Regions from separate parts of the Homo sapiens genome. Here regions 1, 2, 4 and 5 are each linked to region 3. The links are chromatin contacts, found by Hi-C or POLR2A ChIA-PET in ENCODE. All regions are on one chromosome and are shown on one strand. Each heading gives the region's core, a stretch centred on a gene start or an enhancer-like site at or near the end of the contact. The rest is flanking DNA. Distances are from core to core; before and after follow the strand shown.

Region 1 (2,785 bases), core at 85-2,584, 790 kb before region 3:
GAGATTAAAGAAGTGGGGAGATAAAAACTAGAAGAAGCAAGAGAGGTGAGGTAAAGGGGAAAGGGGGACTGGCCAGTCAGCCATAGGAGTGATGAGGCATGAAGAGTAGAGTCTGAAGCCCCTAGACACTGTTGTGCACGTGAAGGGCTTAGAAATGGGTACCAAAGGGTTTGGGGGCACGTGCTCAGGACAGGTACCTGCAGGAGCCGTCAGGTGCACAGCAGCCGTGGGCCAGGTCACAGTGGGAGCTGCAGTCATCGGCTGCAAGAGATTGATGTGGGAGGGGTGAGTCTGAGTCAGGGCACAGCTCGCTGGGATGCGGGACTCAGGAGAGGATTGGGGTTCCAGTAACTGAGCGGACTCAACCCTAGGGCAGGACATAACACAGAAACTCATCCCATTCCAAAAAGGCAACCTCGGTCTTGCTTGCCCCGCGGGTCGGAGCGACTGCAGTGCCGCCTCCGGCCGGCAGAGGTCAACGTGCAAGCGAGGACGGCTGGACAGGGCCGCGACTGGAGCCCAGCGGGCGCGCTCACCTCGGACAGGCTGACCGGGAGCCCCCAGAATGCACAACAGGCACACGAGATGCAGGCAGCGGCAGCCGCTGGGCATGGTCAGCGCCGGCCCCAGGAGGGACGGACGGATGGACGGCCGGACGCGTGGACACCTGTGGGACGGCACCGGTTGGGAGGCGGCCGGACGCGGAGATAGCGGCACGGATACGGGTTCCAAGTGACAGGAGCCGACGAGGGAGAGGGGCGCCGGGACAGAAGAAGGGGATGGGGGTAGCGGGAGGATGGGGGCAGGGAAGGGTTGAGCAGGCGAAGAGAGCGAGGAGAGCGAAGACAGGAACCCGGGAGCGGGGTCTGCAAGGAGGGGAAAGATGGGCATCGCGGAGCGAGGCCAGGCGCGGGAATGGCTGGGGTTGGGATCGTAGTCAGGACGGAGGGGTCCGCGGGATGGGGACAGCGCCGAGAGGCGGCCTCGAGCACGGAGGGGACGCGGGGGCCGGAGGGAAGGACGGTTCCCGGCAGCGAGCAGTCTCCGCCCCACAGCTCCGACAGCCCCCCCCCCCGCCACCACCACTCTCTCCCACGTCCCCTTTCTATCTCCGCCGCGCTGGGTTCGGCGGCGGCGCGGGGCCTGGAATCCCCACCGCGCCCTGTCCCCGCAGTCCTCACCTCCGGCGGGGAGGTGGCGCGCCCCGGGGCGCAGAGAGAGGCCGGATCCGACGGGCGCCGCCGAGGGGCCGTGAGGGAGCGCGGGGCCGCCCCTAGCTGGCCGCGGGGCCGGGCGCCGAAGCGGCTGCCATGCGAGCCGAGCGCTCGGGAATCTGGGGCTCCAGGCGACCCCGAGCGGCGGCAGCGGCTGCTCCTCGCGCGCGCTCAGGCCCCCTGCCAGGGGCGGAGCCCGCCCCCACCCCCATCCCCCCCCCCGCGACGCACGGCGCACACCTAGCACCCGGCGCGCCCCGGGGCCCCGGCCCTCCGCGGCTACCCAACGCCCCGAACCCAGCTTCCTTCCAAGAGAGGAGGAAATCTTAGGAGTCTCAATGGGAGCAAACTATTAAGCCAAAGGAGCGCAACCCCGTTATTCTCTCATCTCCCATGCCCACTTTCCCGACCAGCGCTCCGCGGCCCACGCCCCAGCCCTGCCTTCGCTTGTCCGCCGCTCATCACGCTTCTCATATAGATCTATGCACACGCAGGCAATCGCTCCCCGCCCTCCGCCTGTCACCAGCCCACGCCTCCCCGCTTGTAAAGCCTTCATCACCTGCTTCATCTGTGTGCTCCTCTGCTCCTCCTCGCCCTCCGCTTCTTCCTGTCCACGTTGCCGTCTCCAGCCTTCCAAGATCAACCTATCCCTATATAAATATCAACCCGATCCACCCAACCACACCCCGGCCCTACCCCCACCACCCTTCCCTCCCTCAAGTCTCAGCCCTTCCACCCCATTCCTTTTTGTGACTGCCTCTGAGAATCCTTTCTGGACTGGGAATGCCCCTGACTCTGTAAATGTGCACACAAAACCCCCTCCACCGCCAAGTCTTCTCCTGTACCCCATCACGTTCGTCCTTGGCCTCAGGCTAAACCTCAACTGCCCAAACCTGGAGCTCAGATTCAGAGAGTAACGGAGGGGGAGTGGGGGAAAGCTGCCCTCCAGGCCTCTTTGCCCCCTTCTGGCTAATGGCTCAGAGACACATTTCAAGACAAGGACCCAGCCAAGCTCGGTGGGCTCACGCCTATAATTCCAGCACTTTGGGAGGCTGAGGCGGGCGGATCACCTGAGGTCAGGAGTTCGAGACCAGCCTGGCCAACATGGTGAAACCCGTCTCTATTAAAAATACAGAAATTAGCCAGGCGTGGTGGTGCGCGCCTGTAATCCCAGCTACTCGGAAGGCTGAGGCAGGAAAATCGCTTGAAAACCCGGGAGGCAGACGTTGCAGTTAGCCAAGATCGCGCCACTGCACTCCAGCTTGGGGGACAGAGCAAAACTCCGACCCCCGCCCCCCCCCAAAAAAAGACAAGGACCCAGAACATAATTTCTAGTTTGTGCAGGACAACAGGGCAGAGGTCAGGAACGCTAGCGCCCATCTCTAGTCCTTCAGATTGAGATTTCACCATCTTTAAATTCAAAACATCGGAAGGAGCAGTCGCTAGTCGGGGCAGAGCAGCTTCCCACCTTCACACAGCCACCTCCACAGGCACAGAGCCCCAGGGCTCATTTTTCCTGCAGTCTCCATTGGATATAACACTTACACCCACTCAGCTCCCTAGCTGGCCTC
Region 2 (2,700 bases), core at 52-2,551, 730 kb before region 3:
CTAACTGGACAACCTGGGGCGAACATCACCAACACCAATTCCAGAACACGGGACATACCTAGGTCTACTTTTCTACCTGCAGAGGATTCAATCTTGCTTACCTGATCTGCCACCTGCCGGCTCAGCTGTCCCTTAAAGCCCTTCATGCCCAGGAACTCTCCATCCTCCTCTTCAGCAGCAGCTGCATCAGCTGCATCAGCGTCTACTTCTTCCTCGCGCAGGCGCTGATGCAGCTCACCCATATCCTCGAAGCTAGAGCCTGAGGTATCATCCATGTTCTCCATGTCAATCACAGCTGAGCCTCCGCCCTGTGAAGACAATGGCTCCTAGAGTGCAGGACTTTTCTGTTCCATCCATTAAGTCCTCTGCTCATCCCAGGGTTTAGGGCTTTGTTCTTCCACTGCTGAGGATACGGCTTGGAATCACTACAGATCATGCCACTCCATTCCCCCTCATATGCTCTCAGAACGCCTGGTTTCTAGCTTTGGCTATCTTTTCTAGCCTGGGAAACCTACTAGTCTTCCATTCATGTCTTTCTCCTATGTTACCTATCAAAGACTAAAAGGCTGAAAAAGTGCCCATTTCCTTCTTTCCTAAGCCCCAAACAAAACTATACACATAGTATGTTTTCAGCGAATGCCAGTGAATCCCACCCAACCCCACTCCATGCCTTACCCCGACCAACCTCCTAACTTGTTCCAAGAATACCTTCTTCCTAATGCCTCGGGCGGGCCCTGAAACCCGAGATCCTCAGGCTGGAGTAGTAGTCTGGCCCTTTCAGGTCAATGTTAATCCCACTGACTTTAGTGTGCACGAAGACCCAAAGAAGAGAGTTTTGTAAATGGAGCGGACTTCCAGGCCCAGAGGGGGAATCCCCAAGACACTTCTGGACATCGCCGGCCCTCCGGCTGCTGGCAGCTGGTGCCTTGGGGCCATTACCTGGATGTTTTCTTCGAACCCTCCCCATTCCGGGCCAGCTCCATTTCGGGCGCCGCCCGCCGGCGCCGCTGTAGTTGCCATGTCCCTTGAGGGCTCCCGTCGCTGAAACCCGCGCTAGCCCCGCGCGCGGAGTGGGCAAGATGTGGGCCTCCGGAAGGTAGACGTCCAGGGTCGAGGAGAGGTGGGATCGGCCGGAACACAAAAAGGAGAAGCCCGGATGTTTGGACAAAAGCAACTTCCGGAAGCTGGGGACGTGGACGGGGGCGGGGAAAAATCTCGCGATATTTAAGATTCCAGGAGGCGGTGCGTTGCCACGGAGACGGAGCAGGGCTACTAGGACGCACGCGCGAGATAGAACCTCTAGTCTCGTGGAGAGATTGAAGATGGCGGCTTCTCAGGCGGTGGAGGAAATGCGGAGCCGCGTGGTTCTGGGGGAGTTTGGGGTTCGCAATGTAAGCCTTGTGGCCTTGAGCTCGGGCGGGAGGAATGAGAGCGGAACAGGGATGGGTCTTGGGATTGGCGTGGGGATAGCTGTGGGCTCACTGTCCCTTCGTGGACAAATTCGTCCCTTTGCTCTAGGTCCATACTACTGACTTTCCCGGTAACTATTCCGGTTATGATGATGCCTGGGACCAGGACCGCTTCGAGAAGGTAAGTGGGGCCGGAGTTGTCTGGGGAGGGTTATGAAGGCCAGACCTTGTGGTCTGAGCAGCCTGTGTCTGTCTCAGAAGCTGCTCTTGGGGGTCGCTCCGTTTGTAAGTTTGTTGAGCAATGTGCTAGACGCTCCGTTTACAGGCCAAATTAGACACGGTTTCTACCCAGTTCTGCAAAGATGTTCAGTCTTGTTGAGGAATGGTGTGTATAAACAGTGAATCTAGTGTAATATGGTGAAGGTGGTTGATAGCGATGAAGACGGCAGGGTTGGGGTGGGGAGCATTACGCTGAGACCAGGAAGAGGGGCGGAGAGGTACTTAACATTTCAAGAGGAGGGTACATCTCAATTGAGCCTTGAATGGTAAGTAAAAAAGAACAGGAGTTAAATTATGAAGGGTTTGTTTCAAGTCAGTGAAGTTCAGGATATACAGGTTTTGTGTGTATTTAGTCTTTTGTATTGTTTCACTTAGCTTAAAATAAGGGTTAAAATTGCATTTAAATAGATTACTGAATGTTACCGTTTAGGCAACTGACCTTTGCGTGCAGCTTATAAACATGATCTGTAAATCAGTGCTTGGGAAAATTTTACTTTTTTAACCTGTTGATACAAGGAATAAAGTATGAACAATGAAAAAGGTTAATGCTTGAAAAAAAATTATGGCTTGTGTGAAGTGTGCTCCGGGCATGTCCAAGTAGTTCTGGCATGAGTGGTAGGCAAGGTTGAAGTGTGTCTTGGGCACTGTTGATGATAGGGAGATTGAATAGTTCTTAAGCAGACATGATGAGATTTGCAACCTTGGTGGCTGGGAGGGAATGAGTTTGAGGAGGATCATATGGAGCAGGCAGATCTGTTGTAAGGGAAGCTGAGGTTGAAGACATGAACTAAGACTGATGGTAGAAATAGAGCAAAGGTAGAATAGAAGGTAAATTTATGATTGCTTTGGTAAAGGCTGTGGGGGTAGCATAAAATGACTTTTTGGCTTGGGAACTGCTTTGATGCATTGTGGTATCATTTACTGAGAGGAGAAATGGGTCTGGGGAACGGGAATGATGATGCATTGTTTTCTGCATGTGGAGAAATCTAGCAGGCTAGAAGACTGCATGCTT
Region 3 (2,700 bases), core at 155-2,654:
AACTCTTCCCAAGCATCCCAGGGGTGGGCCAGGAAGGGGAGCAGATGGACATCTACAGGGCACAGAGCAGGGAGTGGCTATTCTCTCCTGGAGGGGTTGTGGGTCCAGCAGGCTTTCGGATGAGGCCTTGGAAAGGCAAGGACAGCTTGCCAACTGGAGGGCAGGCAAAACGGCTGAGCCAGGCCAGACACGGCAGCTCACTGGCCAGGGGCATGGCCTAGGGGCTCTGGTGCCAAGGCTGAAGGGGAACAACTTGGCCAGCCGCTCTGTGGCCGGCATCGTCACGCGGCCTCCAAGAGCTCCGGCTGCCCTGCACTGGTTCCCAGAGACTCCCTCCTTCCCAGGTCCAAATGGCTGCAGGAGCGAAGTGGGCGGAAAAAAAGCGAACCAGCTTGAGAAAGGGCTTGACGTGCCTGCGTAGGGAGGGCGCATGTCCCCGTGCTCCGTGTACGTGGCGGCCGCAGGGGCTAGAGGGGGGTCCCCCCCGCAGGTACTCCACTCTCAGTCTGCAAAAGTGTACGCCCGCAGAGCCGCCCCAGGTGCCTGGGTGTTGTGTGATTGACGCGGGGAAGGAGGGGTCAGCCGATCCCTCCCCAACCCTCCATCCCATCCCTGAGGATTGGGCTGGTACCCGCGTCTCTCGGACAGGTCAGAGCGGGTCGCCGGGTGGGGTCGCTGCAAAAACCCTGCCCCGGCCGCAGCCGGAGAGGCGGAGCCTCGCGGGGAGGGGGCGGGACCGCCGAGACAGGCCTGGAAACTGCTGGAAATGCCGCAGTGCCGCCGCCGCGCCTTCCGCCGCATGTCGGCAAAGAGTCCCCGCCAGCCCCGGCCGGCGCCCTCCCCCTACGCTGAGCTGCCCCTCAGCGCGAACCCTCCGCCCTTCCTCTACTCCTGCGAGAGTCGGGATCTGGGGCTACCCAAGGTTGGGTCCCGAATGCCAGTCCCTCTGTCGGGACGCGAGATGTGTAGGGCAGATGCTAGGAAGAAGATTGGGTCTGGGAGCGGTGGTCCGCGTGGTTAGCTGCCTCCGCTCTTTTTCGGTGTCCCCCCCAGTCCCGCCCTTGGGTGTGGGGACGCCTGCCCCACAAGTGTTTAGGGAGGTCAGTGGGTTCCTCGCCCGTAGAGACACCGTTTATGCCAAATGAGCACTCCTCATCCCCGCTCTTGATGGAGTCATGTCCTAGACGTGAAACTATGGGGCTGTGATCACAAGCAAATGTGTGGGCGGATCCGTTGCTTGGGTTCTTCCCCGCCCCCTCTTTTTTTCGGACCATGACGTCAAGGTGGGCTGGTGGCGGCAGGTGCGGGGTTGACAATCATACTCCTTTAAGGCGGAGGGATCTACAGGAGGGCGGCTGTACTGTGCTTCGCCTTATATAGGGCGACTTGGGGCACGCAGTAGCTCTCTCGAGTCACTCCGGCGCAGTGTTGGGACTGTCTGGGTATCGGAAAGCAAGCCTACGTTGCTCACTATTACGTATAATCCTTTTCTTTTCAAGGTAAGGCTGAGATCTCCGCTAGGCTTCTTTCCCTTTAGTGCTGTATTCGTGTTGTTTTTGTTTTTTTCTGTCCTTTAGGGAGCCTTAGTCTAGATGTCGGGGTGGCTTGTGGATAACGCTCTGGATTTTTATAGGGTGAGGGTAGTGGTGGGTGAGGTTTTTTGAGTCCTCCTCGGTTTTCTCTAGTGTGTTTGGGGGGTGGGGCTTTCTCTCGGCGCCTGCTGGCCGTAGCGAGGTGGGCTGTGGGGTTGGGGCAGTGGGCGGCTGGCAGCTGCACGTGGTGGCCGCGCGGCCCGGGACGCTGCCATTTTTGCCCCTCCACTTCCGGACGCGGCTACGGGGCGTCGGAGGGGGACCGCAGGGTGGCGGGGGTGCCCGCTCGGGTGACTCAGCACGGCCTTGTGGGACTGGCTTTGTCACCTCTCTTATCGGACGCGTTGTTAAAGCCTTCTTGGGTGCTTTGTTTCTGTGAGGGAGGGTTGACGGTGTGGGAAGAGAGCTTTCGGTCTCCAGCACCCGATACTCCCTCCTTCCAGATCTTTCTTGCAGTCCCGGTGGAGGAGGGGCGGGGAGGGGAGCAGGTTCTGGAAGATTCATGGGCTCCTTCCTCCGCCCTTCCTCGAGAGCTGAGATTGTTCTGGAAGCTTCTGGATTCTGGCGCCCCGCCCCAGTGCCCGGATGCTGGGGCGAGGGAGGGTGCACTGCGGCGCCCCCTCCTCGCGTGGTCCTGGCCGACGCATGTCCGGCAGTGACGAGTGTCGGCCTGGTGGCTACGGCCACCATCTTTCTTGGGTTTGGTCCTGTTCTGTAATTTTGTGCTGTGAAAGGGTCGTGGTGGAGCTTTTGGCTTAAGAATTCTTTGTCCGGATTTAATTGCTCCTCCGGTGGGTATCGTATGGATCCCAGGTTATTCCTCCCTGCCCTATGGGGCAGGAGTGTCCCGCCCTTGGACTGGTCTTAGGAACTGACACCTCAGGGGGAGCAGTTTAAAGTTAGTGCCATTTTTATCTTAAACTAGTCACTTTGATCTCCCCCAAATAAAGAACTGTAGGTAGTGATTTTCACATTTAAATTTGTGTAAGGATTACTTGGGATCTCTAGATACCTGGGTTGGACCAACATTATGATTTTTCTGCCATACTACCAGATGATGCTGAGGCTGCTGGTCACCATTCTTTAAGTAGGTGGGTTCTGTGACATT
Region 4 (2,700 bases), core at 97-2,596, 820 kb before region 3:
GGCTCACACCTATAATCCCAGCACTTTGGGAGGCCAAGGCAAGCGCATCACCTGAGGCCAGGAGTTCAAGACCAGCCTGGGCCAGGTAGCAAGACTCTGTTAATTAATTACTAAAGATTGTGAAATGCAAACCTACATCTCTTAGTTTTTAAAAATAGGAAAATTAATTCTTGACGTTGAGGGATATGGGGCTTCTTACTGAGATTAAGTGGGATAACCATAATTGTCATTTGTTTAGCTTTTCTTCTTCAAGCACTGTACACACCTATGTAAAGGCGGATACCAACACCATGCCTGACAAACATAATAAAATAAAGATGCAGAAGTAACCTGCCCAACATCCCTCTGCTAAAAGCATTCAAACCCAGGTCCGTATAATTATAAAGGTTATGTTCTTCCCACTGCTTCCTTAAAAGATTTATTGGAGGACTACCCTAGGCAAAGCACTTGCCCTAAGCACTCTAAATTAATTATTCAACTCTCTCAACAGTACTTTAGTATTGGTATTGTCCCTGTTGTACAAATAAAGAAGTTGAGGCTCGGCCGGGGTGGTGGCTCACGCCTGTAATCCCGGCTCTTCGGAAGGCCAAGGCGGACGGATCACGAGGTCAGGAGATCGAGACCATCCTTGCCAACATGGTGAAACCCCGTCTCTACTAAAAATACGAACAAAAAAATTGGCTGGGCGTGGTTGCGCGCGCCTGTAGTCCCAGCTACTCGGGAGGCTGAGGCAGGAGAATCGCTTTAACCCGGGAGGCGGAGGTTGCAGTGAACCGAGATTGTGCCACTGCACTCCAGCCTGGTGACAGAGCGAGACTCCGTCCCCCCCCCAAAAAAAAGTTGAGGCTCAAAAAAGTTAGGTAACTTGTCCAAGGTCATGCAGCCCTAGAATAATAAGGGAAAACAGTGTGTCCCAAAATGGCATTATTTGTCCGTGGGGCAGGTATGTTTGAATTTCCATCCATCCATCTATCTATCTGAGACTGGGGTCTCGCTATGCTGCTTGGACTGTTCTCGAACTCCTGGGCTCAGGCCATCCTCCTGGGATCTACCGGCGCGCAGAGACTACGGGCGCGCAGGGACTACCGAGGCGCGCAACCGTGCCCGGCTCCCCACCTCTTCAAGAAATGGAGATTGCAATGCTTGTGCCAACTAGTAAGCTTACACAGTTGTGAGCGAATACTCCACGTGAGAGGTTATAAATGACGTTGCACTAAGGGAGGGATGGATCCTTAACGCAAGTCAGGCCACAAAAGCGTACCAAAACGCAACTGTGCGTCTGCACCAGCGCGCCTGCGTGCAAAGGCCAGCCGAAGCAGAGAGCAGTGCACATGCGTGCAGCTACCAGCATATGGGCGTGGCGAATAGCGCCGGCTAGGTCTTCCAACCTCTAGGTGGGGTGCCAGCCGGGGCGGGCCCAGCACCCCGGCCGGGCAGTACTTTTTTTTTTTTTGCATACACCAGTTCTCAGGATATCGGAATCCGGTGCACAGCAGCTTCTTCAGGTTTGAGGTTCCGGATGCCTGGGGGCGGAGAAACGGGAGGGGAAAAACAGATGGCAAGGTGGGTGACCAGCGTCCAGAAATCCACTGGGGAAACCTCCTCCCGTTTTTACCCTTGGTACCGCGAGAATGGGCGGGGTCTGGCTTCGGGGCGGAAGCGACGGGCGGTCCCGGTTCCAGGGCGGGGCTGGAGACAGGGAGACCCGGCTGGGAAGTGCAGGCAAAGCCGGCTGTTACCCTGCACAGCCGTCACCCTCAACTTTCCCTTCAGGTGAGGCGTCCATGGAACGACTTCTGGCCCAGCTGTGCGGCAGCAGCGCAGCGTGGCCGCTCCCGCTGTGGGAGGGGGACACCACAGGCCACTGCTTCACCCAGCTGGTGCTCAGCGCCCTGCCCCACGCGCTCCTCGCCGTGCTCAGTGCCTGTTACTTGGGCACCCCGAGGTGGGTAGAGACGGGCGCAAGGCATCTGTCCATGTGTGCCTGCAGATCTCACCCGCGGCCTACATCTTCCGGCAGTGTCACCAGAATAGCGAGGTCTCTGGAGTAGGGCAGAAGTAGAATAAAATCTAAGCATTGCTACTTAGCAGCAATGTGGCTGTTCTTGGGCAAGTACCTGCCTTCTCTGAGTCTCATTGTTGGGAGGTTTAAATGAGATAATGAATTTAAGCATATAGTGCAGCGCCTGGCATGTTTTTAAAGGTCCGATGAGTATCAGAAATCATCAGAATTGTCCATTTTCAGCTACCCGGACTCAGCTGTCATGAATTGGAGGCAGAATTGGGGGAACAACGTTTTTAGCCAAAAGCGATGATGTGTTTAAGTTGTAGGCTCAGTTTCTCACCACTGCAACCCATGAAACCTTAGTGTTTCCAGATTAAGAAAAGCATACCTAGGCTCAGCTGAAGAGGAAGCAGTAGATAGACAAGAAGAGCAAAATCAAACATTAAGCCTTCCCCAATTAAGGGCTATAAGGTGTGGATGCTAAACTCAACTTGATTTTGTATTTAGTTCTTGTATGGCTAGAGATGACTAAAGTTAGTCTCATTCTGGCTGCCGAGAAGATAGGAGGACGGTGTGGTCTCTGCCTTTGGGAGTTCCTAGTCTGATGGGGGGAAGTGTCTCTATCCAAGAGGTCTTTCTTGCTTTCTCATTAGACTGAGTTCCCAAAAGACTGTGCCAATTTTTAATAGCTGCTC
Region 5 (2,835 bases), core at 277-2,776, 910 kb before region 3:
TATATATATATAAGTTGTTATCGATTTGTCTGGTGTTTTAAGGGGAAAGGGAAAAGGAAAGGAGGTAAATTTTTTAGCTTCCATGAACATTTACTTTAAGATGCTGACTGCATCTCTTGGTGTAGGTTCCAGATGAGATAACAAACTAGTCTTGGATCATCTGGGCATCTGATTTCTAGAAGCCAATGATTCACTCACAAGTAGCTCTAGGTATTTATTCTTAGTTGTGAACACTGGATTCTGTGTGGTCCTGGATGGCACCAACTGTAGTTTCCTGTTCAGGCATTCCCTGAGGGACCATATTGTCTTCAATTACCTGCTCCCTTGGAGGGGACCTTGACACTGGAGCTTTAACCAAATTCAGAGGGTCGCCACTGTCATCATCTACTTGCAGAATTGCCACCTCTGTGGTGGATGCATTCGATATTTCTAGCTGTAATGGCCCCAACTCCAGGGAACTACATTTAGAAGGGTCACCTGGCTCAGAGAGTGGAGAACACAGTTTATCTTTTTGAACTCCAGAGGTCCGTGTGACAAAGTCAACAAGGTCTGGAAGGCAAGGAGATGGCCCAAGGCCTGCAGAATTAATTGTTTTTAATTCCAATCCGAGTGACTCTTGTTTGTCTAATTGGGAAGATTCTTTTACTTCCTCAGGCATCATTCCTCCTGCTAACAGGTCAAGGGCCTGGTGTGTTCCCTCTAGGCCCCCCAAGCCACGGTCAACATTTTCTGTAAGTCCAGTTTTCAAAATGTTAGGAGAAGGGATCCTAACACTCCTGGGATTAGGTGAGTTTCGTTCACCCTCTGTCTCAAAGTCAAGCACCAAGGTTTTGGGAGAATCTAACGGAAACCCAGAAAAAGATGGGATTGGTTCGAAGTCAGCGGGATCGGAGGAATTACACCCTATAGGTGATACAGAATTTTCTTCACACACTTTCTGACACAAGACAGTTGGGGATCTATGTGCTGGGCTTACCCGAGTAGTGCAGAAATCAACAGGCATATCCCCCAGATTCCCCAGGGCAGTAAGCTCCTCTACCTTTAAGTCTGTAGCTTCAAAGTCTTCTAGGGCCTTGCTTTCTATTGTCACTGTTAACTCTGGATGGACATCTTGTAGCTCCAGTGCTTCTGTTTTTGGTTTCTCTGGGCTCTCCCAGGTCTCTGGCCTCTTCTTGTTTTCATCCCAAACAGCCAACTCATAGATCTTTTTAACTTGAAAGTCTTTTGATCTTTCTCTCTTGAGTTTGAGACTTCTGTACCTAGAAGTTCTAGAAGCTGATTCTGGAGCTGAATTCTCTAGCCCCTCCTCACTAACAACTGAAACTCCTTGCTCTTGTGGACTACCTGTTAAACACATAGCTGATCTGGCTGGGGAATGAAGCAGCAACTCTGGGGCAGAAATTTTCACAGGTGTATCTTGTGGGTTGAGTAAAGACCTAGCTTCTGATAAAAATGAGTCTAATTTTGCCTTTGTGAAAGAGCAAGCCTGTGGACTCAATTTGATCACTACTTTACTTGGAGTTTCACTTCCTGTCATCAATTTATTGGACTGTTCAGCCTCTTTGTCAATCATTAGCAAGTTGGGCTGTTTTACTTCTCCCTCCCACATGTATCTGTTTCCATGGTTCAAATTAGAATCATCTATGCTGTGGGGTCCAATGCTGGTACTTACTCCCTCATCAACTATCCCCTCAGACAGCTCCTTTACCCTTTCTTTTAGTTCAGTGTTTGTCTCTATCTCACTTTCTCTACAATCCTCAGATTTACGGAGCTCTTGGCTTTCCTTATCCTGGTTAACAGATTCTCTGAGGTGGATTTCTACCAACTTCTGAGATTCTTTGCACTGTATATCTAACAGTTGAGGAGGTGGTTCTACACCAGGTGGTCCTGGCTCTCCCAGGTCAAGCTCACTCTTCTCTGGAGATATATCCCTACTAGTGTCACTCTGGAAGGAACTAGAGGTCCATATGGCCAAAGTGTCTGTCTTTGGGGTAATTGTTTCATAAGGCCTGCTTTGGCACAACCTTGTCAGAGGCTGTAGGAAGCCATAGGTGCTGCCTGTGCTTTTTGGGCCTACATGTTCTACAACTGACCATTTCCCTAGGGCCACCAGAGTTTTTGCAATGGGCTTTTCAGAGTTGCTAACTATAGGAGCAGCGACCAAACCCTCATCTTGATGCAACTCCTCTTGGGATGCACTGCTGTTCAAAGGAGAAGTAGAAGAGGTGTCTGAACTTTTGGTTCTAGAGAGGTTGCTATTTTCCCCATTGGCCAATGGACCACCACTTAGCTTAGTCTCAGGGGCCCCCTTAGTCTCAGGGGCCCCCTTTCCACCACTACTATAGAATATGTCATACAGGTCCTTAGCATTGGCTGTGGCTAAGCATGAATTTCGCTTCTCTAATTTTTTGGCTTGTTCACTGAACACACTTGAGAGGGGTGGTGGAGGACGTACTAACACAGAGAACAGGGTCTGGTCTCGGTCACTCTCACTCACCCCAGGAGCTGTCTCATCAGAAGGAATGGCAGCTGGCTGTGCTGAGGCCATGATGGCTACAGGCAACACTGGGTTCAAAATGTTAGGACCCACGAAGCCAGGGCTGAGAGTCTGAGATACAACTGGGTTTGATTTTACTGGAGCCAAGATAGCATTTGCTTGAGCAGCAGACGGGGCAGCTGGATGAGGTATAACGGGGGGTGGTGGAGGTGGTGGAGGTGGGGGTGGTGGAGGAGGTGGTAGTATTTGTTCAGGTAAATGAGATGGCTCACTCTTTTCAGCCAACACCACTTTTTCCTCTGGAGACCCTTTTAGAATCACCTCTTCCCCTCCAAATG

Evidence for each region. Hi-C counts contacts between places; a loop is a spot of excess contacts on that map. ChIA-PET counts read pairs that join two places held with the same protein, here RNA polymerase II (POLR2A). Pooled maps may share reads with other maps.
Region 1: POLR2A ChIA-PET joins it to region 3 with 13 read pairs in A549. The contact joins the promoter of DLK2 here to the promoter of HSP90AB1 in region 3. POLR2A ChIA-PET finds 5 or more read pairs at or near these places in 2 of 52 experiments (A549 and BJ).
Region 2: a map of CD8-positive, alpha-beta T cell shows a loop between it and region 3 (11-fold over the local background). The contact joins the promoter of POLR1C here to the promoter of HSP90AB1 in region 3. A Hi-C loop is called at or near these places in 1 of 168 maps with a recorded cell type or tissue (CD8-positive, alpha-beta T cell), 3 of 37 single-sample maps with no recorded cell type and 19 of 50 pooled maps. POLR2A ChIA-PET finds 5 or more read pairs at or near these places in 6 of 52 experiments (CD4-positive, alpha-beta T cell, GM10248, H1 and 3 more).
Region 4: a pooled map shows a loop between it and region 3 (15-fold over the local background). The contact joins the promoter of ABCC10 here to the promoter of HSP90AB1 in region 3. A Hi-C loop is called at or near these places in 10 of 50 pooled maps. POLR2A ChIA-PET finds 5 or more read pairs at or near these places in 2 of 52 experiments (PC-9 and activated CD4-positive, alpha-beta T cell).
Region 5: a pooled map shows a loop between it and region 3 (2.6-fold over the local background). The contact joins the enhancer-like site here to the promoter of HSP90AB1 in region 3. A Hi-C loop is called at or near these places in 1 of 50 pooled maps. POLR2A ChIA-PET finds 5 or more read pairs at or near these places in 2 of 52 experiments (activated T-cell and naive thymus-derived CD4-positive, alpha-beta T cell).

Annotation. Positions count from the first base shown.
Region 1 is chr6:43,454,214-43,456,998 of GRCh38, forward strand. It overlaps DLK2 (delta like non-canonical Notch ligand 2), which reads right to left and starts at 1,335. Exons shown (of 6, transcript NM_023932.4): 1 at 1,182-1,335; 2 at 537-667; 3 at 198-261. The coding sequence starts at 612. RefSeq lists enhancers at 314-363, 1,992-2,785 and silencers at 894-973, 1,004-1,053, 1,154-1,393.
Region 2 is chr6:43,515,788-43,518,487 of GRCh38, forward strand. POLR1C (RNA polymerase I and III subunit C) reads left to right here and starts at 1,302. Exons shown (of 9, transcript NM_203290.4): 1 at 1,302-1,391; 2 at 1,519-1,590. The coding sequence starts at 1,323. YIPF3 (Yip1 domain family member 3) reads right to left here and starts at 1,139. Exons shown (of 9, transcript NM_015388.4): 1 at 940-1,139; 2 at 102-308. The coding sequence starts at 1,020. RefSeq lists an enhancer at 879-1,428.
Region 3 is chr6:44,245,697-44,248,396 of GRCh38, forward strand. It overlaps HSP90AB1 (heat shock protein 90 alpha family class B member 1), which reads left to right and starts at 1,405. Exons shown (of 12, transcript NM_007355.4): 1 at 1,405-1,499. RefSeq lists enhancers at 1-461, 1,216-1,970, 2,455-2,504 and a silencer at 665-904.
Region 4 is chr6:43,426,195-43,428,894 of GRCh38, forward strand. It overlaps ABCC10 (ATP binding cassette subfamily C member 10), which reads left to right and starts at 1,347. Exons shown (of 22, transcript NM_001198934.2): 1 at 1,347-1,563; 2 at 1,774-1,945. The coding sequence starts at 1,785. RefSeq lists an enhancer at 1,924-1,993.
Region 5 is chr6:43,336,938-43,339,772 of GRCh38, forward strand. It overlaps ZNF318 (zinc finger protein 318), which reads right to left. Exons shown (of 10, transcript NM_014345.3): 10 at 1-2,835. The coding sequence ends at 221. Among named protein-coding and RNA genes, the nearest start is that of CRIP3, 30 kb to the left of the region's middle. RefSeq lists an enhancer at 2,105-2,154. Within about 2 kb of position 1,527, at least 2 of the 41 ENCODE cell types and tissues checked have a DNase peak (open chromatin) inside an H3K27ac peak, as active enhancers do.